Linked DNA regions of Homo sapiens: region 1 is linked to region 2. Evidence: chromatin loops called from intact Hi-C (ENCODE). Cell type or tissue: endothelial cell of umbilical vein. All regions are shown on one strand. Each heading gives the region's core, and the rest is flanking DNA. Links, peaks and the distances in the headings are about the cores only. Region 1 overlaps FLNB (filamin B). Region 2 overlaps LOC105377104 (a long non-coding RNA gene).

Region 1 (9,276 bases), core at 1,801-5,800, 190 kb before region 2:
CGCCTTCCCTGTGACAAGAGCAATATTTACACAGGGTTTGAAGCAGGCGGTTCTGTACCTCTCCCCTCCTGGCTAGGAGCTTCCCTGCAAGAGCAACTCCTTCTCTCAGCAGCGTCCAGCACTTGCAGAGCACAGCCTGAAACCCAAGCTCCCAAAAAGGTGTGCGAACAGCCAAAAGGAAATGGGAGAGGGCCCAGGCACAGCGGCATGAGCCAGCAGGAGGGTGAGATGCTTCCTGGCCAGTGTGGGAGACCCCAGCAGCTGCTGTGAGGCCTGGCCTGAAGCCTGCCACGCGCTCCAAGTGCCGAGAGGACCCCACCTGGGCCCTCAAAGGTGAGTACCTTGTCAGGGCCCAAGTGCCAGCACTGCTGCCTGGAAAGTACTCCTGAGTGGCTGGGAGGACAGGGGTCCTGGTTTAGGACATCCCCAAAGTGGGCTGGGGATGCAGTCACTGCCTCTGGGTGAGCCAGCCACTTAGAGAGGGGGCCAAGCTCGGGGGTTCAGCGCATAGGCTCTGAGGTCACGGATGTAGACTGATTCCTGGTTCTGCCTCCTCCCAGCTGACTGCTTTTTGGGGGAGTGTTGTTTGGGGAGTGACTCAACCTCTGCATCTCACTTTCCACATCTGTAAAATGGACATCACTTACGGTAAAATGATACCATGCCTTTCACAAAAGGCAAGCCGCAGGCCCAGAGTTCAGCGTGGAGCCGGGCTGGATTTGCCTGGGGAGTCTGGCAGCACTCACACCACCCCTGTGGGTGGCTTTGCTGAGGCCACTGCTTTGGCCAGAGTCCCGGGCAGCCTGCCAGCCCACCAGTCACTCCTGCACCCGGAGAGGGCCCCTTGGCCACACAGGTCACTTGCTCCTAGGGCTGGATGCCAGGCAACCATGCAGCCACTCACCCCTCACCCCTGGGAGGCAAGTCTGCTCCATCCCACTCTCCTTATGCGGGGTGGGGGTACACACACAAGAGACTCAAGAAACCAGGACATACTGCTTTCCCAAGAGGGTCCAAAGTAACACCAAATGCAAACATGCCCCAGTGAGTCCACACTGCGCACTTCCCCTGCAAAGACTAAGGACTGACTCTCCACCCTGGCAGCCTCCATAACAGTGACGCACTCACTGCGCACCACCCGATGCCACCTGTTCAAATAACTGCGATTCACAGCAGGAATTCTCACTACAGCCAGGAAAAGGAGGGGAAGATCTGTTCTGACATGGAAAGATCTTTAAGATGTCAAAGCAAAAACACAAGCTATACCACACAGTGGATACAGTAAGATTCTTTCTGTAAGACAAAAGCAAAACTCTGTGTCTGCTTGTCTAATGAACCAATTAGCTAACCAACCCAGCAACCAAGAATGAAGACAGACAATGAGATGACAGACAGGGTGAAGGTCCTCCCTTCCCAGAGCCGTTTGCTTCCAGACCCAGGTGGGGGAGGAGGAGAGAAGATGGAGTGAGTCTCACTTTATTTACTTCTTCACTGCCTGTATCTTTCATAATCAAACATGTCCCATCTGTGGCAAAGAATAAAAGTAAATTGTAACGGGTCTAAAAAGCTTCAGAATTCTTTGAACATTTCAGTCTTTTCTCCTCCTCCATTAAGATCTGAGAGTAAAAAGAGGAGGAGATAGGCTGGGACAGGTCTTATTGCTGCTTCAGTGCATTTCTGGGAGCCTGGTACCATGAAAGAACAGACGGGTAGGAGCCCACTTGGACGCATCATGAATTCTGTGCAGGCAAAGAAACCCTCAAAATTAATGACACTGTGCTGTGTTCCCTGACTATCAGCATCCTGTTCTGAAAGTCAAGAAACTTGGCAGAGGAAGGAATCTGAATCACAACTAACAGTAATGAGGTGTGATAACACGGCCATCGAGCTCTCACTCTGGATTTATCGTGGGTCAAACCGCAACTCCCAAAACAGCTTTGGACAGCAAGCGCCTCCGAAGTGTGCATGACCCCAGTTTCCACGGGGAGTACGTGTAAAAAGCTTTCATGGGGCTTGAGGATTTCCATCTGGCTTGGTCCCTGGAGCTGGTTCAGTTAAGGCTTCAAGAAGCAGAAGAGTGGGTTACCTGTGGTGCCCCCTTCGAGTCCCGTGCCATAGGCGGACACCAGGGCAGGGTTCCCCGCTTGTCCAGGCTCCCCAACGCGCACTTTGAAGGGGCTTCCAACCACGTGGCTCCCATTGAACTTGACATCGATGGTGTGGACACCATTCTCATGAGGGATGAAGCGAACAGCATACTTATCTAGGAGAATGAGCAAAGGCACAGGGTGAAATCAAGCAAATGGACACCCCTGAGTTCAGTGAGGATAAAGGATGGAGGCCAAGCTGAGATGGCCCATTTAAAATCAACAGTTCTACAGGGAGCCTGGCACTCAGCATCCTGGATTTCAGAACCAGACAGACCCCCTGGGTATCCCTCATCAGCCCCAAGGGAAACGCATCCACATTGCAAATCCTATAAACACAGGACAAGACTCTGACCCCTGCCTCAGAAGAACACTTCCTTTCTTTAGAAAACCTCACTTCTTCAGTGTGAAATTCTGTGAATGCTGTTACTAATCCTGTCACGAGATGAATCTCATTTCACCAAAATTAAATTATGTTTTTCCACTAAAATGATGATACAAGTTGAAGACACAGCACTCTGAAATTGGAAGACCTCACCACTTAAGGCTCCGCAGCGGCTTACTCAGCTGAACTCCAGGTTACTACTCTTTACTTTGTTCACCCATTGGGGAGTTCAGTTTGTTTTTAAACATTGGGAGATGGCCATTCTAACTACTGTTCAATGTCTCTGTTTTGGGAAGGCATAACAAGAAATAAAAAGGAATATATATGAAGGGAAAAAAGAAAACCTCACTTCTTCTATGTTTCTCTATTTGGCCACTTGAAGGGGAAAAAAAACGGTTCCAACTGGCATTAATGCTCCTTAATTAAGCTCAAAGCTAGGAACTGCCCCCACAGGGCAGGTTTGTGGCTGTGCGTTTGGGTCACAGCATGTAGCAAGGTAATCTGTTAACTGAAGTGGGCACCTAGAACATCTACCCATTGTGCACCACCTGACTGCCGCTTCCTCCTTGAAGCCCTCCTGCCCAGGGTGCAGAGCCTGTTCTCCTCCTACCTCTCCAGGTAGTCTCTCGGTCTCTCCCTGGTGCCTAGTACTCTTCATCCCTCTCAGAATTTGTGTTCCCCAAAGCTCTTCTCCCTGCCTCTGGACGTCTCCACAGAGGTGCACCTCCATGAAGCTGTGCACCCTACGTCCTTTGGCACTGAACATCCTCCAACAGTCCCCATCCGCCTCCCTTAAAGCCAATGTGTTGTAGGGGAAGCTGGCTCCACCGCCATGTCCAGGTGTGGTCCCTGAGTGGATCAGGGAAAAATCCTTCTTCACTAAGCCTTAGTCAATGAGCACATGGCATTTCTTTAGCCACAGGAAATGACTCAGCAGTGGGCATGTGTCCAGGTCAGTGAGAGGGGAAGGCAGACGTGCTGGAGACTTCTGGGAAAGGAGGCTCTCGACTTCTAAGAATCCTGAGAGGGTGTCTCTCTTAATTGATGTGGCGTGAAGGTGGGACATCTGGTGCTGCTGCAGCCATCCTGCCACCAAGAGGAAGGCCATCCTGCCACCAAGAGGAAGGCCAGAACCAGGCCCACAAAGCAGAACAGCAGAAATATTTGACGCCTTGCAGGGCGCAGCTCAATGACCAAATCAAATTGCTGAAACCTGTCTTGGATGTCTTGAACTTTCTAGTTATGCAACTTACTGGGCCCCTTTATTGTGTGAGTTGGCTTGAGCTGGGTATTCTGTAATTTGCAATCAATAGTAACTGTGTCATGCTAATGATCTCATACATCTGTAGGGGTTCAAATCCTGTCTGGGGTGGAGTTAGCTTCCCCTGAAGCACATTGGCTTTAAGAGAAGAGGGAGGGTACCCAGTGAGGGACTGTTGGGGCTGAGGCCACCAAACCTCACAGTGATCTAGTAAACATCTCCATTTGGGTATTGGGGATCCTTCAAAACCCCTCAAAGTAAAATATTAAACCCTTTAAGGCCCTGACCAATCCTCACCCACCCTCTGCCTGGCTGGCCCTAGTTCTGATAACTGCACTGTCATCTTCCGACCCAATCACTAAGCTACGTGGAACATTTTGGAATGGATTCTCTCTCTCACTCTCTATAGCCACCATAGATCTCTGGCCTCAAGTCCCTCCTCTCCATTTCCAGTGCCACTGCTTCCTCAAATGGACCACTCTGGGAGCACCAGCTTGCCACTTGGCCTTTCAGACTAAAACCAGGATCTGACCCCATCCTTTACACTTGTTCCTCCTGAGGCTCCCCACTGCCTTTCTGCCTACTAGGAAACATAGATCTAAATGTTCACACAGAGCCTACATTCCTTTTTCTTTCTTTTTGAGACAGGGTCTTGCTGTGTTACCCAGGCTGGAGTGCAATGGCATGATCACAGCTCACAGCAGTCTCGACCTCCTGGACATAAGCAATCCTCCCACCTCATCCCCCACAAGTAGACTACAGGTGTGTGCCACCATGCCTGGCTAATTTTTTTTTTACTTTTTTTTGTAGAGAAGGGGTCTCACTATGTTACCCAGGTTGGTCCCAAACTCCTGGGCTCAACTGATCCTCCCAAAGTGCTGAGATTACAGGTGTGAGCCACCATGCCTGGTCAGAGCCTAGATTTCCAACTACACTATACAAATACAGCCAGGCACACAACAAATGCCCTATAAGGCAGTAATCATAGGTCTCCTCCTCATACATCAAGGCCCACATCAAATGTCACCTCCTCTGAGAAGCCCTCCTGAACTCACCGAGGCAGAAACTATTTCTCTCTCCTGCTCTGACCATCTTTACCATTTGCTTCACAGTTCTCCTGTGGTACTAGTGATCATTTGGGGTCATCATCTGCTTTTTGGCCAGGCCTTCACTAAACTTTGAGCAACTCTTTGAGCCTTATACCTTCCTTCAAGTTTCTGACACTTAATAAATTTATTATGTTCACCGGTAACACTGTCTCTTTAAAGTTGATTAAATCAGAGAATTCCATATACCAAGGCACCAAGCAAGAAAAATCTTAGGACATTAGGGCCTAGAGACCCAGATTTTCTTTTTTAAATTTACAGAACATTAACCTACTTTTCCTTTAGAGTAAAGTGAGATCAAAATATGCTTACTCGTGCCATAAGGTCAATGAATAAAAATCTGTAAGATGTTGTTACAATATGAAAGAAAAATTATGATGAATGTCATGCAAAAGGAATCTGAAAAACTAACAGAAAACAAAGAAGCATTTGTTTTTGTGTTGTGTGTATGTGTTTTTTTGTTTTTTTGTTTTTTTTCTGGAGACAGGGTCTCACTCTGTCACCCAGGCTGGAGTTCAGTGGCACAATCATAGCTCACTGCATCATAGCTCACTGCAGCCTTGACCTCTCAGGTTAAGGCACTGTACCCAGCCCAGCATTTGTTTAAAAAAGAAAGAAAGAATGAGCATTCTCTCCTAGCATAAAGGGTCTCCCTATCCCTGGCACATGTTTAAACCCTAATTTATAAACAATATCTGGCAACAGCAAAGGGAATTCAGAGGCTCACTGGCAGTAATGAAACTGATCAGCCCTCCCTTGGGACACACATTTACAGGAACATTCTGCTGGAAAGTGCTGGTGCTGGGACCCCCCAGCAGGCCTCCTGCTCACCTGGCTCCAGCTCAGACACGTGGCACTCCTCCACGGCTCCAGAGGGGCTGTGCACCTTTGCATCAATCTTGCCTTTTGCGCCATTCAACCTTATAGCAAAGGATGCTGGCTGGTTAACTTTTAATCCCGATTCCTGAGAATTTAATACATCAGACAGGTTATGGCCCTCGGCGTTCCTGCTCAGTGGCACACACTGACCCTACCCAAAACTGTGGGTGACAGTTCTCATGCAAATAGGTTTTTCTATATAACATATGACAACAAAGGGCAGGTGAGCCATTCTGCATTTTTAATGTAAGATAGCAGAGACGTGCATCTGCATGGTCTCTTATGCAAACCATCTTGATTCAGCCTAGAAGAGATGATTTCTGGGCTTGGATACTTGAGACATCCTGGTCAAAAGGACTATCATCTCAGCATCCAAAATAATGCCCATGCAGGCCAGAAAACCCAGTATGTTCCAGGTCAAAAAAGTGTCCTCTTTTAAGAGGATACTGCAGCTAACAAAGTCATGCACTCACGAACACGAACACAGTTTTATGTTATGCTGTTTGTTATCTCAAGGGCAGACCTGGAGGAACATATTATAAAGGGCTACGTGTGCAAAGAAGGCAGTACTCCATAGCAGTTAAGAATCAGCTGGATCTGGATTTCCTACCATTTCCTAGCTATATATCTAGGGTGCCAAACCTCTTCGAGTCTCAGTTTCCTCATCTGTAAAATGGGCATAATAACGATCTATCTCGAGGGCTACTATAAAGATCAAATGAAGCTGTGCATGCAAAACATTTATCACAGGGCCTAGCCCATACACAGAGAGGCTCGAAAACGTCAGCTTATTATTAAATATTAATATGCATTTAGAGGTTGTATCCCCACAAGAAGCCATAGAAAGACATAGCTTTTGCTCTTCCCTGGATCAGTTTCACTCCCCATACTTTGTCTTGGAAACTATCTCCTCTTCTGGGAGGAGGGGATTAGAAGTTCAGATGGTTAAGAACAAAGCTGAGCAACAACATTTGAGATATTTTAAGACTAGCCAATCCTGAACAGCAGCATTTTACAAGTCAGTAATTTTGATTTAGACTTGGTCGGACAGCCACTCCTCAGGCAATAACTCTGAAGCAGCATGGCTCACACTTAATGTGTAAGCAAACCATCTGGGGATCTTATTAAAATACAGATTCTTTTCCAGTGGGTCTGGGACTGAAGTTCTCAGGTGATGCTGAGGTCCAAGAACTGGCCCAAGAACCACATCTTCATGGCAAGGTCCTAAAGCTGCACTGGCTAATTTGGTAGTCACCAGCCACGAGGCCATATATACATATATTTCAACTTAATGCACTTAAATAAAACTAAACATCCAGCTCCTTGGTTCCTCTGGCCACATTTCAGATGTTCAATAGTCACATATGGTTAGTGGCTATCATGCTGCATAGCATAGACTTGAAGCATTTTGATCACTGCAGAACCTACTATTGGACTGTGCTGCCCTAGGGGATATAGACTGAGGAGGGAGGACAGAACACAGAATTAGAGGGTCTTTGATCACCAGATCACTCCCATCCCACCCCCACCCCAAGTGCCAGCCTACTCCAATTTCCTAAAAAGTCTCAAAAGCAAGACAAAACGATACATGCCTCTCTTTGCTAACCAGCACCAGATGTTGCTTGCGTGGGCCTCCGCAAAATCTCTGATCAATAATTTACATATCACTCGGCATCAAATGACCCGGGAAGAACAGGGGGCGATGCTGATGAACACACTTCTCCTGCGGCAGCAGCTGGTTACAAAAGCTTAAGAAACAGCCTGCTGTGCACTTACTGAAACATTTATGACCCAGCTATGACGAGAGCACTCTACAGAAGTTTCCTGGAGGGGATTTTTCCAAACCAGCTCCTTTTAGACAGAATCATTTACATTACCTGAATCCGCTTGCCGCTAAATCCTCAAGAGGGAGATAAATGCCTCGGCAGATTTGAAAGAAATCTTCGAGATGCATGAGGGCAGCTCCTGCCCTCAATAAGTGCTGGGTTTATCTCCCTCCGTAGGTTTTAGTTAAGTTGGCCACAAAAGACACTTCTGTTAAGAAGCCTTTAAATGAAACACAAGAAAAACATCTACACCACAGTAACCAGTTAGTACCCTTGGTATTCTCCGGATGAGGCCGCTTCAATGTGTGGACTGAGTCTGGTTTGGGTTCTGTTTACGTCTCTAAATGAAAGACTAATGTTTGGAACAACTGGAGGTATCCCAGTTCCCCTCAGAGTAAGATTAGAATCTCAAATGTAAACCAAGTGTATGGAACTAAAGCCAATGATATCACCAATCTTAGACATCAGATTGGATTTTAATGAATCCAATATTTTCAAGAACTGGGGGCAGCTCAAGGCTATTTAGAAACTCTTACCCAGAAATCATACTTTGGGATTTCGATGTTATTTCACAACTTAATTGCTACTCCCAGTTCAGACACCTAATTATTTTTCAGTGTCCTGGGCAAAAACCCAGAGGCATCCCCGATGGTTCTTAGTTTGGCTGAAGGTGCTAGTACAACCTTGAATTAAGTGACCTGTTTAGGACGAGGAAAAATGTTGCATCTCCTGGTATCCTAATGGGATGGACTATGCAACCGTGTGCCACAACATCAGGTGGGGGTTAGAGAGGTTGCCGTTAAGGGCACAGGTTCTGGCCAGGCACAGTGGCTCACGTCTGTAATCCCAGCACTTTGGGAGGTTGAGTGGGGTGGATCACCTCAGGTCAGGAGTTTGAGACCAGCCTGGCCAACATGGTGCAACCCCATCTCTACGAAAAATCCAAAAATTAGCCGGGTGTGATGGCGCGTGCCTGGAGTCTCAGCTACTCAGGAGGCTGAGGCAGAAGAATCACTTGAACCTGGGAGGCAGAGGTTTCAGTGAGCCGAGATCATGCCACTGCACTCCAGCCTGGGTGACAGAGCGAGACTCTGCCTCAACAACAACAACAAACAAACAAAAATACAGGTTCTGGAGCCACACTGTGCCTGTTCTGCCTCATACTAGCTGGTTCCCAGTGGACAAAACCTCCTTGTATCTCTGTTTTTCCATCATTAAAATGGGGTCAAGAGAACCTACTTGTCAGGCTATTGCAAGGATTTACTGAGGTAACACTGATAAAGCTCTTAATATAGTTCCCTGCACACTTATTAATGAATCACAGTAAGTTGCAACTGACTTTCTTGAAGAAAGGCAGCCAACAACAGCAGGCTAAAACATCACTGCACTGTTATTTTTGTGTTGGTTTTGTTTTGAAAGCCCTTGTTATCCCTTAACCAGTTATGAACAGGCTTCCTTTGTTTCTCTTAAATAAACCTTTAAAAACAAACGTGTCCCCAAACATTAAGGTGTGTTGTTGACTGTGGCTCTGTTTTTGCTCGCCCCAAGTGTCATCCGCCCTAAGTGTATGGGGAGTTGACTCTGCCACAGGAAAGCTCCCCAGTGACTGGGTGACATCTGTGGTCAAAATGTGAAAAGGGGCCTCAGCACCTAAGGGGACATTGAAGCAGCC
Region 2 (16,590 bases), core at 6,739-10,738:
CTGAGGGACAGCGTTCATCCTGCAGGCTGTGAGTAGCACCAGGGTGTGGGGCATCCACAAGTGTGTGGCCTCGAGCCTGACAGTTCAGGCCTGAGGAATCTACATCCTGTCCCTGCCCTGGGTGGGGTGTTTGCTCTGCTCTTATTTCCACAAAACAATTAACTGCAAACACCCTCAATCCAGGGAGACAATTCTAGAAAGTCAAACGGCCCTTCCCTCCCTGACCAGGAAAGGGCGACGGGGTCTTTGCCACCTATATGTGGTTGGCTTCAGGATCCTGGAAACTGCATTCCCAAAAGCTCACAGTCTCATCTTTTAGTTTTTCTTTTACATGTAACAAAACATGCTACTCACAGGCCTTCCACTTTATCTCAGTGATTTACAGTTTCCTGCAGCCTCTCCTGAAAGATAACTTCCACCTAATTGAAATGATTATGTACTCTGCACTCGATTTTATTGTCATTTGACATCTTACTTTTTCATGAGACCAGAAGCTACTTATCTGTGTCACTGCTCCTAGCTGTGGCCAGGCCCTTGCTATACAGAATGTCATTTACTGACCCATCCCCTCAGAGTCAGACATCTGAAACCGAGGTGCTTACAGAATCTCATAATTCAAGCAGCCCCGTGGTTGGGTGCAGAACAGCATGGCCAGGGTACCGCCCTTGTGTAAAAAGGTGGAGCAAGGTACACATATTTGCCTGTCTGTGCATAAAATACCTCTGGAATGATTCACAAGAAAATGGTAACATTGTTACTTTTGGGGACAGAGATAGGAGGACTTAACACCATGTATGCCTTGGTATCTTTTGCATTTTACCACTAGGATAGGTTTTCTTTTTTTTCCTTTTCTTTTTTTTTTTTTTTTTTTTTGAGACGGAGTCTCACTCTGTCACCAAGCATGATCTCGGCTCACTGCAACCTCTGCCTCCCAGGTTCAAGCAATTCTCCTGCCTCAGCTTCCCAAGTAGCTGGGATTACAGGTGCGTGCCAGCACACCCAGCTAATTTTTGTATTTTTAGTAGAGACAGGGTTTCACCATGTTGGCCAGAATGGTCTCCATCTCTTGACCTCGTGATCCGTCCGCCTCTGCCTCCCAAAGTGCTAGGATTACAGGCATGAGCCACTGTGCCTGGCCAGGTTTTCTTTTTTAAAGGTAATTAACATTTTAAAAATCAAGATTTCCTCCTGGAGGTGAAGCCTAATTCCTGTCCTTCCTTACTTGAGGGTAGGCTAGACTTATTGACTCGCTTCCGAAGAATAGAGTATGGAAAGTGAAAAATAGTGGCTTTCCAGCAGAGAAGCCCAAGGGACACCTCCTTAACCATGTGATAAGGTGAGCCTCGCCAGTGGTACCCTGTGATGTGGCAGACTCCCTCTCAGGATGTGATGAAAGGGACGCTTCATCTCTGTGCTGTTATTTCTGCCAGGTCTGGTGTCTCACACCTGTAATCCCAGCTACTTGGGAGGCTCAGGCAGGAGGACTGCTTGAGCCCAGGACATTGAGGCTGCAGTGCACTATGATCGTGTCTGTCAATAGCCACTGCACTCCAGCCTGGGCAACATAGCAAGACTCCATCTCTAAAAAACGAAAATATTCCATGCAGGGAACCACGTGGCATTTGATGTCATGTCTCCCCTCCACTCTTTGGCAATTTCTCATTGTTTTTCTTTTTTAAAACAAAATTTTGCCCAGGTGTGGTAACTAACACCTGTAATCCCAGCACTTTGGGAAGCCAAGGTGGGCAGATCACAAGGTCAGGAGTTTGAGACCAGCCTGGCCAACGTGGTGAAACCCTGTCTCTACTAAAAATACAAAAATTAGCCAGGCATGGTGGTGGGCACCTGTAGTCCCAGCTACTCGGGAGGCTGAGGCAAGAGTATTGCTTGAACCCTGCCTCAGTGAACCTAGACTGTGCCATTGGCCTGGGCAACAGAGCAAGACTCCAGCTCAAAAAAAAAATTTTGGCCGGGTGTGGTGGCTTATGCCTGTAATCCCAGCACTTTGGGAGGTCGAGGTGGGTGGATCACCTGAGGTCAGGAGTTTGAGACCAGCCTGGCCAACATGGTGAAACCCTGTCTCTACTAAAATGAAAAAAAAAAAAAAAAATTAGGCTGGGCATGGTGGCTCACACCTGTAATCCCAGCACTTTGGGAGGCTGAGGCGGGTGGGTCATGAGGTCAGCCAGCCTGACCAACATGGCAAAACCCTATCTCTACTAAAAATACAAAAATTAGCGGGGTGTGGTGTTGTGCACCTGTAGTCCCAGCTACTCAGGAGGGTGAGGCAGGAGAATCACTTGAACCTGGGAGGTGGAGGTTGCAGTGAGCTGAGATCTCGCCACTGCACTCCAGCCTGGATGACAGAGTGAGGCTCCATCTAAAAAAAAAAAAAAAATTAGCTGGGCATGATGGCGCGCACCTGTAATCCCATCTACTCAAGAGGCTGAGGCAGGAGAATCGCTTGAACCCAGGAGGTGGAGGTTGCAGTGAGCCAAGATCGTGCCATTGCACTCCAGCCTGGGTGACAAGAGTGAAACTCCATCTCAAAAACAAAACAAAACAAAACAAAAAAACAAAAATGTTTTTTGAGACAGGGTCTAACTCTTTTGTCCAGGCTAGAATGCAGTGGGACGATCATAGCTCACTGCAGCTCAAACTTCTGGGCTTGAGCGATCCTCCCAATTCAGCCTCCGAAGTAGCTAGGATTACAGGTGCCCATCATCATGCCCAGCAATTTTTTTTTTCTGAAACAGAATCTTGCTTTGTTGCCCAGGTGGGACTTCAATTCCTGATTTCAAGTGATCCTCTTGCCTTGGCCTCCCAAAGTGTTGGGATTCCAGGCATGAGCCACCACACCAGCCCTCTCCTTGTTTCATGACTTTGATAGTATTGAGAATTGGCCTGGTATCCTATAGAATGTTCCCTACACTGGGTTCATCTGCTGGATCTAATTTTCTCATAAATAGGCCTGGCTAATAGCTTTTTTTTTTTTTTTTTTTTTTGAGACAGAGTTTTGCTCTGTCACCCAGGCTGATGTGCAGTGGCATGAACACAGCTCACTGCAGCCTTGACCTCCCACCTCAGCCTCCCGAGTAGCTGGGACTACAGGCATGTTTTCATTTTGGTAGAGACAGTCTCGCCATTTTGCCCAGGCTGGTCTCAAACTCCTGGGCTCAAGCGATCCTCCCATCTCGACCTCCCAAAGTGCTGGGATTATAGGCGTGAGCCACCACGCCCGACCCAGCCTTACCTTTATGACCCCTTAATGGTTTCTCTTATAAACTACCCACATGTCCTCTAGGAAGATGACACCAATATGTGTAGCTACCAGCAATGTACCTCCCTGCCTGATTTGTTGTGGCCTCAGACTAACTTCCTTCCAGGCATGGGCCTATTTGCTGCTGGATTCGACTGCAAAGCCCCATTCCTCTTCCTCACCCTCACCCCCAATTTGGTTTTCTGGCTCCACTCACTTACTGCTAAATCAGCATGACCATCTTTTATTGTATTTATTGTAACAGCCGTTTCTCATGTTTAAACGGCTCCACCCAATCCTAGAGGAACACCAGACCCACATGAGACCTCTATCAGCAGAACTGCTGGTGAAAATGTGAGGAATGTCTCTGTCCTTCCCTGACTCATCAGACCTCAGGATGACCTTCCTTCCTGTGAGTTATCTGCATTGACTTTTGCATCATCTGAGTGTTGGCTTTGGATGATGTCTGGGTGCTTTCTGTAGTGGAAATGGCTGAGGGCTGAGGATGTCTGGAGGCCAGAGCTGGTACCACCTATGCTACTAGCCAGCAAGGTGTCAGCTCAGGGAGGGAATCTCTTTTTTTCTTTTTTTTTTTTATTGACCCGGAGTCTCGCTCTGTCGCCCAGGCTGGAGTGGAGTGGCGTGATCTCGGCTCACTGCAACCTCTGCCTTCCAGGTTCAAGCATATTCTCCCGTCTCAGCCTCCTGAGTAGCTGGGATTACAGGCGCCTGCCACCATGCCTGGCTAATTTTTGTATTTTTTAGTAGAGACAGGGTTTCACCATGTTAGCCAGGCTGGTCTTGAACTCCTGACTTCGTTGATCCACCCGCCTCAGCCTCCCAAAGTGCTGGGATTACAGGTGTGAGCCACCACGCCCGGCCGGGAATTTCTTTTCTTTTCCTTTTTAAAATAGAGACAAGGTCTTGCTCTGTTGTCCAGGCTGGAGTGCAGTGGTGCAATCATAGCTCCTGCAGCCTTGAACTCCTGGGCTGTAGTGATTCTCCTGCCTCGGCTTCCCAAAGCACTGGGATTACAGGCATGAGCCACCACACCTGGGAGTTTCTAAATCTCAGTTTGCCCAGCTGTAAAATGGGATGATAACTTCTCTCTCATAAAGAACAGCTGAAAGTACTTTGCGAAAAGTACAATCACTTCAACTATGAGACCTCAAACCTTCTACTGAGGGCCTAAGGGCAAGATGAGAAGCGAAGGGGTGAGTGTGGGGTGAGTGTAGTCCAGAGCAGCCCTTCTCAAAATACGCTTTTTTGGGAGTGGAGTGGGGGGAGGGGATGGGATCTCAGACCTTAGCTTTAAAATTCTTGAAAACTTGACATTCTATGTGCTAAGGGCAAGGACAGCTTTAGGGCTTATGACCCATGCTCAGCTGTCGCCGAAATTCTTTAAAAAAATTTTTTTTTGAGACAAGGTCTCGCTCTATTGCCCTGGCTGGAGTGCAGTGGTGCGATCACAGCTCACTGCAGCATTGACAGCCCAGGCTCAAGCAATCCTCCCACCCCCTGCATCCCAAGGAGCTGGGACCACCAGCAGCACCACCAGGCCCGGCTAATTTGTTTGTTTGTTTGTTTCTTTGTTTGTTTGAGACAGAGTCTTACTCTGTCGCCCAGGCTGGAGTGCAGTGGAATGATCTCGGCTCACTGCAACCTCTGCCTCCCAAGTTCAAGCGATTCTCCTGCCTCACCCTCCCGAATAGCTGGGATTACAGGCACTCACCACCACGCCCAGCTAATCTTTGTATTTTTAGTAGAGACGGAGTTTCATCATGTTAGCCAGGCTGGTCTTGAACTCCTGACCGCAGGCAATCCGCCTGTCTCAGCCTCCTAAAATGCTGGGATTGTAGGTGTGAGCCACCGAGCCCAGCCTAATATTTTTATTATTTGTAGAGATGAGGTCTCACTCTATTGCTCAGGCTGATCTCTAACTCCTGGTCTCAAGCAATCCTCCTGTTTCGGCCTCCTAAAATGCTGGGATTACAGGTGTGAGCCACCATGCCCAGCTGAAATTCTTCGTAATTTCTGAAAAAGGGCCTCACATTTTCATTCTGCACCAGGCAGATCCTGCTAATGGCACTTAGTTTAAGAATGTGAGGGCTGTGGGCCACAGACTGGGATTCATCTGGAGAGGCAAAGAGGAGGCTGTGATTTGGGAGGAGGGCTGAAGCTGGGGCCCTAGGGAAAAAAGTCCCTGGGATGGGAGGTGAGCTTTTCAGAAAGTCTTGCTAAACTGGGAAGGAACCTTGCCTTTTAAATTCCTAAGAAACCTTCAGTGAAACTTCCGTTTCTGAGGTGGGGGTGGATGTGGTTTTAGAGGGACAGTGAGTCTGTGTCGGGACTGGGTCCCACTCCATACCTGCAAGGGGAGGAAGGACAGGAACATGTACTGGGTGTGCCTGGATGCCTGCCACAGGCTGGGCATATTTGCTGTGAGAAGAAAATAAACCAATAAAATAGGCTAAAGGCCTCCTCCGACTCCCCTTGTTGCTGGCTCGAGGCTGAATCTGAGCAGGGGGACCTGTTATTTCCTTGGTGTGGAGGAGTCCTGATGAGGGAAAGGGAGTCAGGCTGGTGGGACCAGGGAAAGCAAAAGCAGAAGCAGATGAGTTACAAGTCTGCCTTTCTTTGTGGTCCAGGACACAGCCCTCCTGCGCAAGTAACTCACCATCTTCCTGTGCCCAGCTACCACCAGACACCTGCAGGTGAGCTCACTGCAAGCTTGGCGTCGTGGTGCTGCGCACAGCCCTCTTCAGCACACAGTGTCAGCACCGTCCTATAAAATCTCCAGCCAGCCTTTGTTTCTTTGCAGTCGGCATCTCTCATGCAGGCTGCCCTGTCTCCTTGCAACCTATTTTTCTACTTTCTCCAATAAATCAGCCTTTTTCTGCCTACAACTGTCTTGGTAAATTATTTTACCCCCACGCCACTGGCCCAGAGAGCCATCGCTCCCCTTTGACATTTGGGCCTCCAAACTGGGATTTTGAGGGGGCAGGGACAATAGCTTCTAGTTAAGAGCTTATTCTGTGGGTCCCTGAGGAAGGGAAATGAGGCTAACAGGAAAAGGAGGTGCTCGGCTCCTGGCCTGGGCCTCAGCCCTGCTTTATGCCTCAATTCCACTTGGAAGCTGGCCAGCCGCCCTCCCTGCCCCTGACTTTACCCCAGACACCGCCTCTAAGTGGGGCCCCACCCAGCCCTACTTCCACACCTTTGTCCCCACCTGAAACCACACCCCTCCCAATGCACTAATCCAAGTCTCACCTCCTCTTCAAGGTCCAAGGCCAGACCATGTCCTCCCTGGGTCGTTCCAGCTTTACTCTCTCCTCTGAACACCTACAACACAACTGACATGGCACAGTCAGTGTCTCGTGGGCCACTGCCTCAGGGTCTTATTGTTTTATGAGGATCTATGTATTGAGCTCAGAGCTGTTCCTTAAGTGCCATATATAATAGTAAATGGCCACACGTGTGGGCCCTTGAGTCAGAGACCTGAGTTCAAATCCTGGCTGCACCGGTGTGATCTCGAGCACCTTACCCAGCATTCCTGAGCCTCAGTTGCTCCACCTATAGGGTAAGGATGGTGTCTTGGGTTTGTTGAGATAATTTATTTTTTATTTTTATTTATTTTTGAGACAGAGTGTTGCTCTGTCACCCAGGCTGGAGCGCAGTGGCATGATCTCAGCTCACTCCAACCTCTGCCTCCCAGGTTCAAGTGATTCTCCTGCCTCAGCTCCCTGAATAGCAGGGATTACAGTTGTGTGCCACCACGCCTGGCTGATTTTTGTGTTTTTAGTAGAGACAGGATTTCACCATGTTGGCCAGGCTGGTCTCGAACTCCTGTCCTCAAGTGGTCCTCAGCCTCCCAAAGTGCTGGGATTATAGGCGTGAGCCACCATGCCTGTTGGGATAATTTATAAAGTGAGAGGATAACCAACAGTGGCTGCTGATATTATTGCTGTTGTTATTGTTATGACTGGGAATGGAGGAAGAAGACTCTGGATAGACACAAATAATACAGATGGTTGGAGCCGTCGCACATGTAGGACTTACCGTGTTCCAGGCACTGCTCTGAGTGTTTTACATAGAAGTCATTTAATTTTCATGATATCCCTGTGAAGCTGACATTACTATTTCCTCCACTGTGGAGAGGAGGAAACTGAGATACACGGAAGGTTATTAAGTGACTTGCCCAACATCACGCAATCTATAGCATAGCTGGTATCTGAACCCACACAGTCTGGCCTCAGAGCCTATACCTTGCCCACTAGCTACGTGAGCCCTCAGCCCCCACTACGCTGCCCCCTCCCTTGAGAGCCTCGGCTGTGGCACTACTAGTTTCGATGGAGCTGGTGATAGGTGACCCTCTACCTAAAGAAAAATGCCCTGTTTATTTATTTAGAGACTGAGTATTGCTCTGTCACCCAGGCTGAAGTGCAGTGGCACAATCTCGGCTCACTGCAACCTCCACCTCCTGGGTTCAAGCGATTCTCGTGCCTCAGCTTCCCAAGTAGCTGGGATTACAGGTGTCCACTACCATGCCCAGCTATTTTTTTGTTTGTTTGTTTTTGAGACAGAGTCTCGCTCTGTCGCCCAGGCTGGAGTGCAGTGGTGAATCTCGGCTCACTGCAACCTCCGTCTCCCAGGTTCAAGCGATTCTCCTGCCTCAGCCTCCTAAGTAGCTGGGATTACAGGTGTCTGCCACCATCCCTGGCTAATTTTTTCTTTGTATTTTTAGTAGAGATGGTGTTTCACTATGTTGGCCAGCCTGGTTTTGAACTTCTGACCTCAAGTGATCCGCCTGCCTCGCCCTCTCAAAGTGCTGGGATTACAGGCGTGAGCCACCTCACTGGCCCCCTTTGCCTTTAAATGCTCTTGCTTTCCAAGTAGCTAATATTTACTGAACAAAAACCATGCCCCCAGGAATAATGCAAAGGATAAAAGTACCTCATTTAATCCTCAAAACAGCCCTATGAGTTAGGTGCCATTGTTATCCCCATTTCACAGGAAAGGACTGTGCTCAGCTTAAATAACTTGCTCAGTGTGACACAGTAGGAAACAGCAGTGCAGGGACTTGAGCCTAGGTTTTCACCATTTTCCTTCCCAAATGGAGGCAGACAGGTCCCTTCCTACAGTGTGTTCCTGGGGCCAATTCCATTCTTACCCTGCCTGGAAGCCAGCCCACAAATCACAGCAGCAGGCTTCAGGAGGCTGGACCTGGGGATGGCTCACCAGGCTTCCGCTCCCCCGTCCAAGAATGTGATGAGGTCAGAGTGAACCAGCCCCTCGCCCCATCCTCTAACCCAACCCCCTCATCCCACCCTGGGCAGGAAGAGGCAAGCTCTAGCCTCTGGGCTTCCAGAAAGCCTGGCTTTCCTGGAAGGCAGGATGAGGAGGGAGCTGCCTAACTTTCCAGTGAATAGCTGGGAGTGAGTCAGCCTCTGACCTGGATGGGGTGCAGTCCTGCCCCGAGTCAGGGGGCTGAACAAGATGACTTCATGGGCTACTCCTCTCCGGGCCTGGCCTCATCAACAGTCTGAGACCTGAGAGACATAGGGGTGGCTTTAGCCATGATGGTGGGGGCATCCCATCAATTTTAGGGGGCCAATCCCTCTCCAACTTTAGGGATGTTTTAGATTTTGCATGACTATTCTACTCATTCCCACCCCTGCTCCAAATCACCCGAGTAGATATTGGGTTCTACAGACAACTTTGTTAGATTGGTTGTGTTTGTTTGTTTTTTTTTTTTTTGAGACGGAGTCTTACTCTGTCACCCAGGATGGAGTGCAGTGGCATGAACTCAACTCACTGCCACCTCCACCTCCCAGATTCAAGCGATTCTCCTGGCTCAGCCTCCTGAGTACCTGGGATTACAAGCGCCTGCCACCATGCCTGGCTAATTTTTGTATTTTTAGTAGAGAAGGGGATTCACCATGTTGGCCAGGCTGGTCTCAAACTCCTGACCTCAGGTGATCCGCCCACCTTGGCCTCCCAAAGTGCTGGGATTATAGGCATGAGCCACCAAGCCCGGCCCTGAGTTGCTGTTTTGATTTATAAAGACCAAAGAAAGTCCGGAGATGGGCAGTGGTGATGGTTGCACAATAATACGAATGCCACTGAATTGTACATTCAAAAAGGGTTAAAATGATAAACTTTATATTACGGATATTTTATCACAATAAAAAATCAAAAAAGAAAATAAATTATTATTAAAAGATTTAAATACACACAATAATAGAAAAAATGATTCAATTAATTCACATATACCCATCAACCCAATTCAACCATCAACAAGATTTGCTGTATTTACTTCATTTATCCTTCTTTTTTCTCTCTTCTTTATCGTGTGTGTGTGTGTGTGTGAAATATTTTAAAGCAAATCCTAGACATTATTCAGCTCTTTAAATGTGGATATCTCCATATGTAATGTTTAGGGAAAATGCTTAAATTGTGTTTTTACTCTGCTCTCACACCAACACAACAATCAACACAGAAGACTTCTGTAATCCCAAAATATGAGAATATTTCTTCCCACCAGTAAGCAAGCAAGCAGTTCAGCAGCGGACACAAGCTGTGTGTCCTCAATTCTGACACCATCTACCTGGAGATAGCATCAGATTCCAAAGGTTGAGGGCTCGGTCCCCAAGACTGGCCCCGTTTCGGACACGAGTCACAAGTCCAGGCCTCTGGAACCTCTGACTGAGCAGCTTCAAGTTGGGGTTCCCACAACCCCTTATTTGGGTTCAATTAATTTGCTGGAGCTCACAGAACTCAGGGAAACACTTTTACTGGTTTATTATAAAGGATATTACAAAGGATCCAGATGAAGAGCACGTAGGGCCAGCTACTGGGGAAGGGGCATGGAGCTCCATGCCCTGCCTGGGGCACCCTCCAGGACCCTCCCAATGTTCAGCTGTCCAGAAGCTCTCCAAACCCAGTCCTCTTGGGCCTTTTTCTTTTTTTTTTTTTTTTGAGACGGAGTCTTGCTCTGTTGCCAGGCTGGAGTGCAGAGTGGCATGATCTGGGCTCACTGCAACCTCTGCCTCCCGGGTTCAAGCGATTCCCCTGCCTCAGCCTCCTGATAAGCTGGGACTACAAGCACGCGCCACCACACCCAGCTAATTTTTTTGTATTTTAGCAGAGACGGGGTTTCACCATGTTGGCCAGGATGGTCTTGATCTCCTGACCTTGTGATCTGCTTGCCTCAGCCTCCCAAAGTGCTGGGATTACAGGCGTGAGCCACCACACCAGCCTTCTCTTGGGCTTTTATGGAAGCTCAGCATTCCTTCCCCCAGAGTATGGGGCAGGACCCTCTCTGGAATAAGGGTCTATGACCCAAGTGAGAAAGGTGGGGGAAGATTGGAGTCTTTCTTTGGGGCAGGTGAAAAGGGAGCAGGGAGCGGGAGAAGATCAGAGAGATTCTGTTTCCTGAGGCCTGTCCCCGAGGCCCAACACACCCAACATTCTAACAAAGGGAAGAATCAGGGAAGAAGAGATGCAAGACTCCAGAAGCACGCCAACATATAAAACCCCACATCAAAGGTCAAATCGTGCACTTGATCTCTCAAGACGCCTGCTTGGCCCTCTTCCAGGTGTACTTTACTTCCTGTCGTTCCTGCTCTGAAACTTTTTAATAAACTTTCACTCCTGCTCTAAAACTTGCCTCGGTCTCTCCTTCTTGCCTTTTGCCCCTCAGTCAAATTCTTTCTTCCGAAGAGGCAAGAATTGGCGATGCTGCAGACCTATACAGATTTGCCACTGCTAACATGAGGAGGTGACACTTGAGAGATGTAGTGGTTTGAATTATGGTTCCCAAAAGATCTGTCCACCAGGAACCTCAGAATGTGACCTTTTTTGGAATAAGAGTCTTTGTAGATGTGATTAAGGTAAAGGACCTCAAATTGAGATCATTCTAGATTAGCATGGGCCCTAAATCCAATGGTAAATATCCTTACAACAGACAGAAAAGGAGAAGACCATGTGAAAATAGAGGCAGAGATCAGAGTTATGGAGCCCCAAGCCAAGCAATGCCAAGGGTTGCCAGCAGCCTCCAGAAGCCAGGAGACAGGCAAGGAACAGATTCTCCCTCAGGGTCTGCAGAAGGAATTAACCCTGTCAACATCTTGATTTTGGACTTCTGGCCTTCAGAACTGTAAGAGCAGATTTCTGTTGCATTAAACCACCAAATATGTGATAATTTGTTTTGGCAGCCCTCGGAAGTTAATGCGAGACCTAAACAATGAGAAGGAGCTGGCTCTAGGAGGACCTGGTCATAGAGTCTTCCAGATAGAGGGAACACAGGCAAAGGCCCTGAGATTAATTACTTCACTGATTCTCAGCCCTGGCACAAGGTCTCATTCTGTCACTGAGGCTGGAGTGCAGTTGCACAATCACGGCTCACTACAGCCTCGACCTCCCAGGCTCAAGCAATCCTCCTGCCTTAACTCCCTAGTAGCTGGGACTATAAGCATGTGCACCATGCCCAACTAAGTTTTGTATTTTTTGTAGGACAGGGTTTCACCATGTTGCCCAGGCTGGTCTCAAACTGCCAGGCTCAAGCTATTCATACACCTCAGTCTCCCAAAGTGCTGGGATTATGGGCGTGAGTCACTGCACCTGGCCCACTAGAAATGTTTTTTTCTTTCTTTCTTTCTTTTTCTTTTTTTTTGAGACAGGGTCTCACTCTGTTGCTCAGGCTGGAGTGCAGTGGCAGGATCTTGGCTCACTGCAACCTCCGCCTCCCAGGTTCAAGTGATTCTCATGCCTCAACCTCCCAAGTAGCTGGGACTACAGGTGCCTGTCACCACACCTGGCTAATTTTTGTATTTTTAGTAGAGATGGGATTTCACCATGTTGGCCAAGCTGGTCTTGAACTCCTGAACTCAAGTGATCCACCTGCCTCAGCCTCCCAAAGTGCTGGAATTACAGGCGTGAGCCACAGTGCCCAGCCTAGAAAATTTGTTTAAAAGCTCCTGATGCTCATCTCTACCCCAGAACAATTAAATTGGAATCTCTGGAAGTGGAGCCCAGGCATCAGTATTTTTGCTCCCCAGGTAATTCTAACATACAGACAGGAGTCTTATTGCTGAGTTTCCTGATTCACAATCTCCTTAAGGCAAAATCAATTCATTAAAAAACACTATTATGCTAGGCGTGGTGGCTCACGCCTGTAATCACAGCACTTTGGGAGGCAGAGGTGGGCAGATCACCTGAGGTCAAGAGTTTAAGACCAGCCTGGCCAACATGGTAAAACCCCATTTCTACTAAAAATGGAAAATTTAGCTGGGCGTGGTGGCACACACCTGTAATCCCAGCTACTTGGGAGGCTGAGGAAGCAGAATTGCTTGAACCCGGGAGGCAGAGGTGGCAGTGAGCTGAGACTGCACCACTGCACTCCAGCCTGGGCGACAGAGCAAGACTCCGTCTCAAAACACAAAAACAAAATACTATTAAATTATTATTATTATTATTTTTTGAGACAGGGTCCTGCTCTGTCGCCCAGGCTGGAGTGCAGTGGCGGGATCTCGGCTCACTGCAAGCTCCGCCTCCCGGGTTCATGCCATTCTCCTGCCTCAGCCTCCCGAGTAGCTGGGACTACAGGCACCCACCACCACGCCCAGCTAATTTTTTGTATTTTTTAATAGAGACAGGGTTTCACCATGTTAGCCAGGATGATCTCGATCTCCTGACCTCGTGGTCCACCCGCCTCGAACCTCCAAAGTGCTGGGATTACAGGTGTGAGCCACCGCGCCCAGCCAAAATTATTTTAAAAAGAGAGAGAGATAGAGTCTTGCTCTGTCACCCAGGCTGGAATGCTGTGGTGGACTCTCAGCTCACTGCCACCTTTGCCTCCAGGGCTCAAGTGATCCTCCTGCCTCATCCTCCCAAGTAGCTGGGACCACAGGACCAGCTAATTTTTGTAAAGATGCGGTTTCGCCATGTTGTCCAGGATGGTCTTGAACCCCTGAGCTCAAGCGATCCACCCCACTTTGGCCTCCCAAAGCACTGCGATTACAAGCCCAAACCCACTTTCCATTGACAGCAAATGGTCACTCCATGTAGCAGTGGTCTGGGAAATACATTCTGGCTGGTGCCCAAGAAGAGGAGACCATGGATGTTGATGAATACCTTGGGTTCTGCCAGACTATTGCCATTAGAATTCTGTTTTACAGATGAAGAAAGAAAGTAAGTCTTGACTAATAAGTGGAGGAGCCAGGGATTGAACCCATGTCTTTCTGACCCAGAGCCACCCACTTACCTGTAGACCCACAGCCTCATGAGTGGGTGGTGATTCTGCTGCACCTGGCATTTGCCCTTTGCCACCTGTGGCTAGGTCACATTATTCATACACTGTCCTTTTCCATGGACCATATTTCCCCTCCAGAGGTGAAAAGCACAGCCCTCACTCTAATCAAGTCTTTTTTTGTTGAGACGGGGTCTTGCTTTGTCACCCAGGCTAGAGTACAGTGGTACAATCTCGGCTTACTGCAACCTCCCTTCCTGGGTTCAAGCAATTCTCCTGCCTCAGCCTCCCTAGTAGCTAGGACTACAGGCATGCGCTACCACGCCCGGCTAATTTTTGTATTTTTAGTAGATACAGGGTTTCACCATGTTGGCCAGGCTGGTCTCGAACTCCCAAACTTAGGTGATCCATCTGCCTCGGCCACCCAAAGTCCTGGGATTACAGGCGTGAGCCACTGCGCCTGGCCTCTAATCAAGTTTTTAATGAGGACCAGTATCTGATAGGAGTGAGGGACAGCATCCTTCTATAACCCATCCCCATCACCGGAATTTCACTCCTGTCTGTCCTGGGTTTTGTGGGGAGTCTGGAAACCCTCACACTCTGTCTCCTAACGAGAGAGAGCAGAAAGCCCACCCCAGGACCTTATGCGGGGCCCTGGACAGACCCCAAAAATCACCTTGAATCAGCCAGAGAAGAGCATATGGCTGTCAGCAGGATGGAAGCAGTAAACCCTGGGGGTGCTGGAGAGTGGAAGTCAGATGGACTCATCAGGAGACCCAGGCCTGGGATCACCTAAAATAGAAATATAAAAAGGGCCAATGTGTAGTATACATTGCCATGGGCTGGGCCCTTTATATGGGTTGTCTGGTTCAATACTCATGACAACCAAGTCAGTGTCATTATATTATCACCCCCATTTCACAGATGGGGAAACGAAAGCACACAAGGAGGCTGTGTCACTTGCCCAAGGTTAGGTAGCTGGAAATAGGCAGTGTTGGGACTTGAGCCCTGACATGTCTGAGCCAAAATTCTTACATATTCCACGGATTCTACCGCCTCCCTGGTGCTGGGAGCTGAGCCCAGGCAGGCGAGGGGACAGGAAGACATAAGCGTGCACTAGACAGTCCTGCCTCTGTGAATAACACAGATAACCGCAGGCTGAGGCCGTGGGACTTGCCCAGGTCCTACCTGGTTCTGTGGCCTGGAAAGTCACCCCCTACTGTTAACCCTCTGGCACATGGAGCAACTTTGTTTTTTTGCCCTAGCACTCAAGAGATCAATGATTGGAAGAGACCTTGGTGTGGGGTTCAGGAAACAGGGACCCACATTCTGAACTTCCATATCCCCACCTCACTCCCACCCCAGCCTTCCGTCTTTATGGCTCCTAGTTCTCTTTGGGGACAGTTCTTGGTACAGAGTGTATGCTCAATAAATGGAAGTGTTAACAAACAAAGGAAAGAGGCAGAGCACGGTGGCTCATGCCTGTAACCCCAGCACTTTGGGAGGCTGAGGCAGGAGGATCGCTTGAGACCGGGAATTCAAGACCAGGCTGGGCAACATAGCAAGATTCTGTCTCTACAAAATTTTTAAAAAATTAGCCAGCCATGGTGGTGTGCACCTGTAGTCTCGGCTACTCAGGAAGGAGGCTGAGGCAGGAGGATGGATTAAGCCCAGGAGTTTGAGACTGCAGTGAGCTATAATTGCACCACTGTACTCCAGCCTAGGTGACAGAACGAGACCCTGTCTCAAAAAAAGAAAGAAAGAAAGAAAGAACGATAAAGGAAAAGATATGGTCTTTTCTTTCAACATTTTTTTTTTTGAGACGGAGTCTCACTTTGTAGCCCAAGCTGGAGTGCAGTGGTGTGATTGTGGCTCACTGCAACCTCTGCCTCCCGGGTTCAAGTGATTCTCCTGCCTCAGCCTCCCGAGTAGCTGGGATTACAGGTGCCTGCCACCACACCCAGATAATTTTTGTATTTTTAGTAGAGGCAGGGTTTCACCATGTTGGCCAGGCTGGTCTCGAACTCCTGCCCTCAAGTGATCTGCTGCCTCAGCCTCCCAAAGTGCTGGGATTACAGGCGTGAGCCTCCGCGCCCGGCCCTAAAAAATATCTTGGTTCACTTATTTCACCATAGTTTTCTTCTTATGTCACGTAGATGGTATGTTATATGATAAAATAACTTTCTCAGAGAGAAGAAAAACATCATCCTAAGTGACAAGAGCTTTCTATCAGTCTTTTTCTTTCTTGGTGGCACATAAAATAGTGCTGTGTTCTTGTGATCAATGACATCTTAGAGTCGATGAAACATGGCATGTAATGAGCACCCAACTACCAAGAATGAGAAGAGCTAACAAGCACTGAGCTCTTCCAGACAAAGAGCTTTACGTTCACTAATCTAAGTTAGAAAATTACACCCGGATGTTACTACTATTCCCATTTTACCAATGGGAAGATTAAGGCACAGAAAGGTCAAGGAACTTCCCCAAGGTCACCCAGCCAGTGAAAAGTAGAGCGGAGACCTGACCAGCAACCGTTGTTCCTGCCACGGCAGGAGTGCCAACCACCAGCCTACCTGCCTCCCAGCCTCCTACTCAATGAGTGAACAGAAGTACTGGAGCTATCATTTCCATTTTCTACACCTGGGGTGGTGATTTTCTCAGTCTGTCAGTGTTTATTGAGCACGTACTGTGTCTGGTGAGGGCTGCTCTCTGATGCCTCGTTGCTATCCCCTCACCTGTGGAGGGCAGAAGAGCACAGGGCCTAGCTGGTTCCTTCCCACCCTTTTATTTGGCACGAATCCCTCCAGGAGGACTCAAAGCCTAATCAGCTCCCAAAGGCCTATCTCTCTACTGTTGAACTGAGGATTAAGTTGCAACATGAATTTTGGAGGGAACATGAATATTTAAACCACAGCACCCCCTAAAGCATGTGTCAGGTATCATCGGCCCCATTTTATACAGAAATCCAAGCCCTGAGAGGTTAAGAAATCTGCCTGAAGTCACACAGCTTAGACATAGCAGGGTCAGGATTCTAACCCAGGTCCAGGGCTGGGGTGGTGGGAAAGACAATGGCAAACATGGA

What was found. Hi-C counts contacts between places; a loop is a spot of excess contacts. Peaks named below come from ENCODE experiments on the same cell type or tissue, not always from the same donor. Only the 100,000 strongest peaks of a DNase experiment are listed, where the experiment ranks them.
Region 1: it touches region 2 in a loop (2.6-fold over the local background); 14 of 110 quality-filtered maps call a loop at or near these places.

Annotation. Positions count from the first base shown.
Region 1 is chr3:58,156,141-58,165,416 of GRCh38, reverse strand. FLNB (filamin B) reads right to left here. Exons shown (of 46, transcript NM_001457.4): 42 at 5,731-5,863; 43 at 2,087-2,263. FLNB-AS1 (FLNB antisense RNA 1) reads left to right here. Exons shown (of 2, transcript NR_135534.1): 2 at 1-2,870. Among named protein-coding and RNA genes, the nearest start is that of FLNB-AS1, 9.9 kb to the left of the region's middle. RefSeq lists enhancers at 541-1,354, 3,361-3,655, 2,664-3,863 and a silencer at 3,591-3,788. In endothelial cell of umbilical vein, for the core only: no CTCF peak of the experiment used is centred there; DNase peaks (open chromatin) are centred at 1,856 and 3,466; H3K27ac peaks cover 2,719 bases.
Region 2 is chr3:57,962,010-57,978,599 of GRCh38, reverse strand. It overlaps LOC105377104 (a long non-coding RNA gene), which reads right to left. Exons shown (of 4, transcript XR_940874.3): 2 at 14,185-14,300. It overlaps LOC124909385 (a long non-coding RNA gene), which reads left to right and starts at 3,568. Exons shown (of 2, transcript XR_007095928.1): 1 at 3,568-3,671; 2 at 5,908-6,162. RefSeq lists enhancers at 3,238-3,774, 3,479-3,980, 4,485-4,986, 4,987-5,490, 8,464-8,758 and 1 more. In endothelial cell of umbilical vein, for the core only: no CTCF peak of the experiment used is centred there; a DNase peak (open chromatin) is centred at 8,659; H3K27ac peaks cover 2,264 bases.